Linked DNA regions of Homo sapiens: region 1 is linked to region 2. A link is a contact called in ENCODE Hi-C or POLR2A ChIA-PET data. All regions are on one chromosome and are shown on one strand. Each heading gives the region's core, a stretch centred on a gene start or an enhancer-like site at or near the end of the contact. The rest is flanking DNA. Distances are from core to core; before and after follow the strand shown.

Region 1 (4,914 bases), core at 1,938-4,437, 61 kb after region 2:
TTAGGCCGGGCACGGTGGCTCACTCCTGTAATCCCAGCACTTTGGGAGGCTGAGGTGGGTGGTTCACGAGGTCAGGAAATCGAGACCATCCTGGCTAACATGGTAAGACCCTGTCTCTACTAAAGATACAAAAAATTAGCTGGGCATGGTGGTGAGCCCCTGTAGTCCCAGCTACTCGGGAGGCTGAGGCAGGAGAATGGCATCAACCTGGGAGGCAGAGCTTGCAGTGAGCCAAGATCACGCCAATGCACTCCAGCCTGGGCAACAGAGTAAGACTCTGTCTCAAAAAACACACACACACACACACACACACAAAAAGAAAAAAAAATAACAAAACAAAATGACCCTTGAGAAAATTGTGGGACTTCACTATACTTCAATTTCATATCTTAGATAAGAAAGTTAATCTTTTTTTCCCATTTAGCCTCATTTATCAAACATTAATAATATATCTCTGAAGGGTTTTTTTCTGTTATCTCTCCCTGTATCAGTTAGCTTTTGCTGTGTAACAAACCACCGTACAACTTAGTGGCTTCAAAAAGCAGTCATTTCTTTTGCTCTTGAGTTATTCTGATCTTGGCTTGGCTCACTTACAGGTCTGTGGTCAACTTCCAGCTACAATGGGAGCTAGCTGGGGCTCAGCTGGGATAGCTCATGTTTCAGTTGGGACCACATCACCTAGTTTCTCATTTTCTGGTAGACTATGCCTGACATTTCCACATGGTGGTGGAAGAGTCCCCAGGAGCTGCAGGAGAGCAGGTTCTAACGTACAAGTGCCTTCCAAGTCTCTACTTGTGTCATGTTGGCTAATGTCCTATTGGCCAAAGCCAGTCATATGGTCAAGTTCAGATTAAGAGTGGAGAAGCAGACTCTACCTCCCAATGGGGGAAGCTGTGAAGTCACTTCACAAGGCTGTAGATGCAGGGAGGGGACACATTTGTTTCTATTTTTACAATCCATTCATGTCGTAAAAGACTAACATTTGCTGGGCGCAGTGGCTCACACCTGTAATTCCAGCACTTTGGGATGCTGAGGTGAGTGGATCACTTGAGGTCAGGAGTTCAAGACCAGCCTGACCAACATGGTGAAACCCCGTCTCTACCAAAAACACAAAAATTAGCTTGGAGTGGTGGTGGGCGCCTGTAATCCCAGCTACTCAGGAGGCTGAGGCAGGAGAATTGCTTGAACCCTGAAGGCAGAGGTCGCAGTGAGCCAAGATCATGCCACTGCACTCCAGCCTGGACGACAAAGCTAGACTACGTCTCAAAAAAAAAAAAAGACTAACATTACATTGATATGGAGTATTACCTGCCATAACCCCAAGCTCTCATTAACATTTTTGTTGCTAAATTATGTTATCAGAATCTCTGGTTGAATATAAATATTGAATTTCCTCCAAAGAGACTTTGTGAAATACAAATAGTATATAATCTTTTTCTGATGTGCTTCAGTAAAACAAATAAACAACTCAATCAGTATCTCAAAGTGACATACAAAGATTGTTAATATTACAAAAAGCTTTCTTTGTTTAGAAATTGATTCTTCTTAGGAATGGATTATCCTATTAGATTAAAATAACACTAAATTTAATAAATTTCATTTACATGTTACTGTAAATACACTCATGTATTTACTCGTAGGGGAGAGCATGAGGTTGTAGAGTTGGGGTCTTGTCTTAGTTTTGTCTCTAAACCTTTGTAATTTTAGGTAAATTATTTAATCTGCAGAAGGCTCATTTGTTCATCTGTGCATAGACGGTCTGGAGAAAAACATCTCTAAGTTTCATTCAGCAGTAAATTTACAGATTCTCTTTTAAGGAATACACCTATGGTAAAAAAAAAAAAGGGTATATATCAAAATAGAACTATCAAACCTTTAGCTAGAGTCTCAATTAATAAAAATTATAGAAAAAAATTACCTATATCTACCTGGTTATAGGCAGAAGTCAGACTAGTTCACTGCATTTCCTATTTTGTTACAGTTCATTTCTAATTAAAAATATAATAAAATGAAATGACGGATCTGAAATCCTTTTAATAAAATAGTTGTTTAAAAGACTAAGAAGAGAGAAACTGGCAAACAATTGTGCTCATGATTAGCTCAACATTAGAAAACTACAAAGGGGTCGGGTGCGGTGACTCATGCCTGTAATTCCAGCACTTTGGGAGGCTGAGGTTGGTGGATCATTTGAGGTCAGGAGGTTGAGACCAGCCTGACCAACATGGTGAAACCCCATCTCTACTAAAAATACAAAAAAATTAGCTAGGCATGGTGGCACACGCCTGTAATCTCAGCTACTTGGGAGGCTGAGGCTGGACAATCTCTTGAGCCCAGGAGGTGGAGGTTACAGTGAGCCGGGATTGTGCCACTGCACTCCAGCCTGGGCAACAGAGCAAGACTCCATCTCAAAACAAAACAAAACAAAACAAAACCAAAAAAAAAAAAAAAAACTACAGAGGAAGAGAAAGGCATCCTTAACATTTGGTACATAGAGTATTTTCTTGCTTAATTTTTCCTCCCTTTTGAATGCTTTTATGTATAATTCTCTGAAAGACAGAAGCCAGAGGTAATTCTAAACATGTTTTAGTTGATCAGCTCAATAATCAACATTTATTTAGCAAATGAATGAATTTGTTCCAGGTTTGGCAGCAACATTTTCAGTTGGTAATAGGGATCTTGCATGTCCCATTTGCTTAATTAGCTATTCTAGCCTTTAAAAAAATTGGGGTTAACGTTTCATTTTAGTTAAGTAGAATACGGGAATAAATTAGACTTAACCTATACTGGTATTCTTTACTGATATGAGTGGCAATAAAAATTACCAAAATAACCAATTCCACATATGCATAGAAATGAGAGGCCAAATAGCATTGTGGGAAGAGGACAAGAATCTGAATGGGGCTTAAAAATCATTCAAAGTAGAAATTCAAATACAAAATGGACACTGTGTCTGGATTTTTAGCCTTATAAATTGCCTTCCTGAAACTTATGCCATATTAACTTTAAGAATTTTAAGACATACACACATCATTACAAATAATCCTTTGAGGAAAAGTAATTCATAACACTCACAGCATATGTCATTTTGAATTGAGTGTTTCTTGTGTCTTATCTTTTGACCTGTTAGCTATGTTTGGTGTTGGGGGTTACTTCCTCCTTCTTGAAACTCTTCCCTCCTCTAATTCTAAGACTGGCTCTTTCTTACTTCTGCTTTCATTCCTCTGGGTAGTCCTCACTGCCCCTTGCCCTACTTGTTCCTCTTGCCTCTTAAATGTGATTCTCTTTCAGCTTCCATCTTTAGCCTTCTCTTCTTACTCTGCCCACTCTCATCTACTTCTATGGTTGAGATTGCTCTTAAGCATATACTCGGTGAACTCCCAACTCTACATGTTTCATAGGGTTTAGATCTGTGTCCCCACCCAAATCTCATGTTGAATTGTAATCCCTAATGTTGGAAGTAGGACCTGGTGAAAAGTGATTGGATCATGGGGTCAGAGTTCTCATGAATGGTTTGGCACTATCCCCCCTTGGTACTGTATAGTCAGTGAGTTCTCATGACATCTAGTTGTGTAGTGTGTAGCAGCTCCCACCACCCAGCTTTCTCCTGCTCCAGCCACAAGACATGCCAACTACCCCTTTGCCTTCTCCCATGATTGGAAGTTTCCTGAAGCCTCCCCAGAAGCCAAGCAGATGCCACCATGCTTCCTATACAGCCTGAGGAACTGTGAACTAATTAAGTCTCTTTTTTTTATACATTACCCAGTCTCAGGTATTTCTTTATAGCAATGTGAGAACTAAGACCTCCTTGTCAAATCTCCAGCTCTTTTCCAAGTGTTAGATTCATGAATGTTCCTCAAACTCAACAAATCTACAATGAAACGCATTATTTTTTTCTAATAACCTGATGATTTTTTTTTTAATTTTGCTTTCATGGGTCTCAATTCCTGAGAAGACCCCACACGAGTCTCTGTATTTTAAGTCCTAAAGCTACTTTCCAGCCCCCAGTGGCCAACCCATGCAGTTTTTTCCTTGCCACAGGTCCCAAAGAGGCAATGATCATCACTTTATCCCTTGGGGTTTCTGCTGTGCACAGGACTCAATATCCTCTCGCTGCCTCATCCCAAAAAGCAAAAGGTCTTCTTTTTTTACTTTCTTAATTAAAGCATTGTATCAGGGAACAGAAAGTATATTCTCAAAATAACACAATGGGAAGTGAAATCATTCTTTAACAAATATTCGTGGATTACTACTTACTCTGTGCCAGGTGCTGGAAAAGGGGACATTGGCCTTTAGTTGACCTCTAAGTCTTGGGGGAAGAGGTGTATGGAAGGGAGGATTTGAGCTTAAGCAAATAATCACAGAAACACACATGACATTCCAACTGCACCAAGGGCCATGAAGAAGTGGTTCACAGAGTGAGTCCATAATGGGCATAATGGGGCAATGTAGTCTAGGCAAGTAGCTTGTGAGAGGCTTCTCTGAGGTATCTTATCCTGAGCCAATATCTGAAAGATAATGTGGTAGATTGATTGTGAAACTTGTCCTGACTCTTTCCGTCCTTTTACAAGGTGACTCTGTGACTCTTGCCATCAGGAGAATCTTTTTCATGATCTTTTACATTTGGGCTGACTTTGTGACTTACTTTAGCCAATAGAATGCAGGAGAAGTGATATTCAGTCTGTCAGTTCTGAATGTAGACCTTAAGAGGCTTAGTGTGTGGCCATGGAATGGAACCAAGCTGGAAAACACTCTGCAGGATATTATCCAGGAGAACTTCCCCAATCTAGCAAGGCAGGCCAACATTCAAATTCAGGAAATACAGAGAACGCCACAAAGATACTCCTCGAGAAGAGCAACTCCAAGACACATAATTGTCAGATTCACCAAAGTTGAAATGAATGAAAAAATGTTAAG
Region 2 (4,464 bases), core at 278-2,777:
TATGCCGGATTTTTATATTGATTAGTGTGAGCTGAAAACACTGAAAAAGTTGTAGATTCCAACTTGACCCCAACAAGCCAGGTGACCTGGGTCTTCCTGCATGTAGCAAGCCACAAAGATTCCTTTGGGAGGGGCCCCTCACCTATTCAGGCGAGAAAATAGCCCTTATCCCAGAGACTAGGGTTTGGAAGATGCAACTAACCTGAATAAGGAAATTTCTGGAAGTAGCCCTTATCTTCTACCTGTTTTATACTCCCCATGTATCCTCCCAGTGACTCCCCTAGAAATGTACTGCCCCAGATTTTTTCTTGTCATTTCTTCTCAAATGTATCGTTCTCAGCATAAAAGTGTCTTGCTTTGGCCAATTCCTTTGGATTTCACTCTTTTAAAGATTCCCAGGTGCAAGTAACACTAAGAAAATTTGTATTCCTTTCTCCTATTAATCTGCCTGATGTCAACCTGACTTCTAGATCCAGCTGAAGAGCCCACTAAGAGCTAAAGGGAGGTTGGAGGGGACCTCTGTCTCCCCTACACTGTCAGCTAGGCCTTCTGAGCCACCTGGCTTCTCAAGACCTGGCTTCTCAGCCAGACACAGTGGCTCATGCCTGTAATCCCATCACCTTGAGAGGCCCAGGCAGGAGGACTGTTTAAGTTTCAGAGTTTGAGACCAGCCTTGGCAACACAGTGAGACCTTGTCTCTTCAAAAAATTTTAAAAATTAGCCAGGTGTGGTGGCATGCACCTGTGGTCCCACATACTCAAGAGGCTGAGGTAGGAGGATGCCTTGAGCCTGGGGGGTAGAGGCTGCATTGAGCCATGATGGCGCCACTGTACTCTAGCCTGTGTGACAGAGCAAGACCCTATTTCTAAAAAAAAATAAAATAAATAAAATTAAATTAAAATTAAAAAATAAAACGCAGGAAAAGAGGTGAAAACTCCTAATTTCAGCTACCAGCAATATTTTACTGTAGCAGAAACTGACTAACTTTCCCTGCAAGGGTTAGACAGTAAATAATTCTAGGCTCTGCGGGCCACACAGTCTCTGTCACAATGACTCACCTCTGCTGTTTGAGCAGCTACAAACTGGCAAACAAATGAGTGTGGCTCTGTTCCAATCAAACTTATCTACAGACACTGAAATTTGAATTTCATAGAATTTTCACATTATGAAATACTTTTTTAGAAAACCATTTTTTTTTTTGTACATACGTAAAAACTATCCTTAGTTCGTGGCCACACAAAAACAAGCAGCGGGCCAGATCTGGCCCACAAGCCATAGTCTGCCAACTCCTGTGCTATAGTTAATTCAAGATATAAAAATGCTCAAAGAGGAGTACTCTGTTGCATACCTTATCCACAAATCCACACACCATCCCTGTGTAGAGAGCACACAACCCTTAGCTACTGAATTTTTCACTGTCCTCAAACTGTTCTACTTAAGAGCCAAAGTTACTTTTCATTAAACTTTTCTCAGTATTTCAACTACTGTTTCTTTTTAACCTAGCAACTATCAGGCCTACTCATTTCCTCTGCCAGGAGGCAATGGTAGCCCTCAAACCTCAAGTATGCACACCTTGCCTTTATTTTCTAGAAAAGGCCAGCAATCTAAAAATTAGGAAACCACCCTGTTCTGATCATGCTATTCCTAATATAGTGTTTTATTTTACTGATAAAACAAAGCATTGCTGACTTACAAATTATTGGACAGTAACAGTGTCCATGAACCTAAAAAAAAAGTGCCATCAACTTGACACTTGAGAGTTTAGCTAACAAAGTACACAAAGAACAAACCACATGGTTGGTGCTCCGTGGTGGGGGTGGCAGAAGCAGGAACCCGCTGACAAGCACATCACAGGCCCTCCAAAACCTCAGAGTATCTGTTCTTCCATTAAACCTGCCTCACTTGTGAATTCCTCCAGACTGAGCCAGTCTGAACTTGGCTCCTAGACTCTCTACTCAGGGAGGGAGAACTAGAACCTGAGGTTAGTCAGGTTCACACACCACATTAACCCTTGCTGGGAACACTTGGTAATTGCAACAGGATCTGAAGAGACACAGATGGTCCAGTCATCTTTACATATGCATCATTTGCGTCTGAAAATCCTGGCACTACCCATGACCTTGGGAATGAACAATGTGCGGTCATCTACCATGTCACCTGCTGTCTTCTTTACAACAAGACTGATCTTTCAGATCCTTCTTTATTTTTGCGTAGCTGAGGCCATTTCTGAAGCCAAAAAGAAAAGAAAAAGAAAAACAACAACAACAACAACAACAACAAAAACAGCTGACACGACAGTACAGTATAAATAAAAATGAAGAAACTTTATGTTGGATCAAGCTGATAAATTACTGTTCAACCAGCAGCCTCTCTAGCAAGGGCAGCTATCTGAGCTGAAGACACCTGGACTGCTCTCTGACTCAACTCTTATGAGTTCTGCTCATACCACCGAGTCAAGGCTTTAACAGTATTTGCATTTGCCGTTTTTCACTGTGATCTTAAGTCACAGTTTTTCACAGTGATCCTAAGTCTTCCATGCTGTGGTACAGACCCCAAGTTTTCGCAACTCAGAGGTGGGCCAAGTGCAAGGGGACCTGAGTCAGAGCCAGGTTTGATCCTGACCGCAGAGCTGACAGTGTGGACTTAGCCGAGTCACTTACTCTGATCTGTTTGCTCATCTGTCAAATGTGAATAATGACTTGTCCCCAGCCTTCTCCTCAGTGCTGGGTACAGGTCAGGTGAGATGACAAAGGTGAAACTGCTTTGTCAACTGTCGAAAACAAGTTATTTTCTTCTTCCATTAACTTTCCCCCTCAAGCAGCAACTGCTTTCTTCTGTTCCCTTCTGCAGGGTTTGATAAAGAAGTCTGTTGAGCACGTGTTTATCATGGTTTTTAATCACAGCTTCATCTTTCCAGACTGCAGCGTCCCTCCTGACTGTAATTTCTTCTCATGGTTTGGTACCTCTTTCAGTCGCCCCTCCCTTAGCCTTTCCCAGTCTCTCTTGTAGCTTTCCTACCAAGCAGTTCACACACACACACACACACACACACACACACACACACACAATTCAAAGTGTGTCAGATCTTGAAATATTTTCTTTATATCTCTCCTGGAATCGCCCAGCGCTTCCTTGCCCGGAACGTTCCTGGCTACAATAAGCACCACATCGGCCAAATACCCATTAGAAACTGAATGATTCCTATCTGAAATACTCACAAGAAGCCTGGAGCCCATTACTTTGTGTGTAGAATGTAGTCTTTTTCCCCCCCTTAAATGCATTACCTCACATCTGTCTGTATTACAATTTAGTATGCCAACTTCCCCACTCACAGTTTCAGGCCTGTGGCAAACCATCTTTCAGTTTATTTTCCCCACTGGCTTGCTGTTTTATGACTTAAAAATACTTGAGAGCAAAATGTAAATTTAGGCAATCTCAAAGACATTACTGATTGGGTCGTTTTAATTAAAAACCAGCATTAGTATCTGTGGTACTAACAGTTAATACTAGGTACGCTTTGTCTGAATCCCTTATTTTTTCTTTGATTGCCACTGCCTCTACTTCTTTTGCCAAAGAAAGTTGTTTAAAAAACTTTTAAGCTTATATTCCTTCTGCCAAAAGCTAACACACAATGTGTTTTATCATTATTCTTTGTAATGCGCTTGTTTCATTATACTGTTTCTTATACATATATGTTCATAATTTTTAAAAATATACCTATTGGCTTTCCTTGTCCTCTTAAAAATATTCCCTACCTCAAACAAAACATTCTATTAGTGAAACATAATTTGTCTATCAGAAAACCTGACACACCTTCCAATGTCCAGTATCAGCTCGAGCTCCCTGGCATCAAAACAATCCCTGGTCTATAGGATGCCACCCACTAAAAATCTTTCCAGTGTCTCAGGCATATGGCAAAGTGGCCATTTGTAAATTACCCTGGAGTTCCTTGAACACTTCTGTGAAAATGCACAGCCCATGACTGTTGCTTCCCAGCATGTCACCGCCCTGCCAAGTCATCTGAAGTTGTGCTTTGGTGGGTCCTTATAGCACTGCTTATGGACATCTTGTCCACAGCTGTCCGATACACAGCTGCTTCACTTTTGTGTTCCTGACCATTTCGGCAAGTGTCCAGCTAGTAAAACAGGGTGCTAGTAAGGGTTATTTTTACACCTGTGGAACCCGTGCAATAACAGAAACCGCATTACTGGTGACACTCTTGTCATTTAATTTCAACCACAGTAGATCTGCCATGTATATATTTTTTCAAGAAGTCTAATGTTTACATTTTCAATAGGACTTTGATTCTGAAAATGGTTCTGCTTGAATTGAGTATTTAAAGTTATGAGATAAGAAGTACAACTTATAATTACACAGCATAAGAGATTATATCCAGATAATTTTTAAAAGGAGTTTAAGAGTCCCAGTGTATACTCTTCAACTGATTTTATTAAACAATGTTTT

Evidence for each region. A loop is a pair of places that touch in the nucleus more often than their neighbours do. ChIA-PET counts read pairs that join two places held with the same protein, here RNA polymerase II (POLR2A). Pooled maps may share reads with other maps.
Region 1: a loop to region 2 is called in a pooled map, with 3 times the contacts of the local background. The contact joins two enhancer-like sites. A Hi-C loop is called at or near these places in 3 of 50 pooled maps. POLR2A ChIA-PET finds 5 or more read pairs at or near these places in 2 of 52 experiments (OCI-LY7 and naive thymus-derived CD4-positive, alpha-beta T cell).

Annotation. Positions count from the first base shown.
Region 1 is chr10:22,739,709-22,744,622 of GRCh38, forward strand. No RefSeq gene overlaps it. Among named protein-coding and RNA genes, the nearest start is that of PIP4K2A, 28 kb to the left of the region's middle. Within about 2 kb of position 3,188, at least 2 of the 41 ENCODE cell types and tissues checked have a DNase peak (open chromatin) inside an H3K27ac peak, as active enhancers do.
Region 2 is chr10:22,680,809-22,685,272 of GRCh38, forward strand. All of the region lies in intron 1 of PIP4K2A (phosphatidylinositol-5-phosphate 4-kinase type 2 alpha), which reads right to left. Among named protein-coding and RNA genes, the nearest start is that of PIP4K2A, 32 kb to the right of the region's middle. RefSeq lists enhancers at 1,556-1,675, 2,416-2,635, 3,176-3,245. Within about 2 kb of position 1,528, at least 19 of the 41 ENCODE cell types and tissues checked have a DNase peak (open chromatin) inside an H3K27ac peak, as active enhancers do.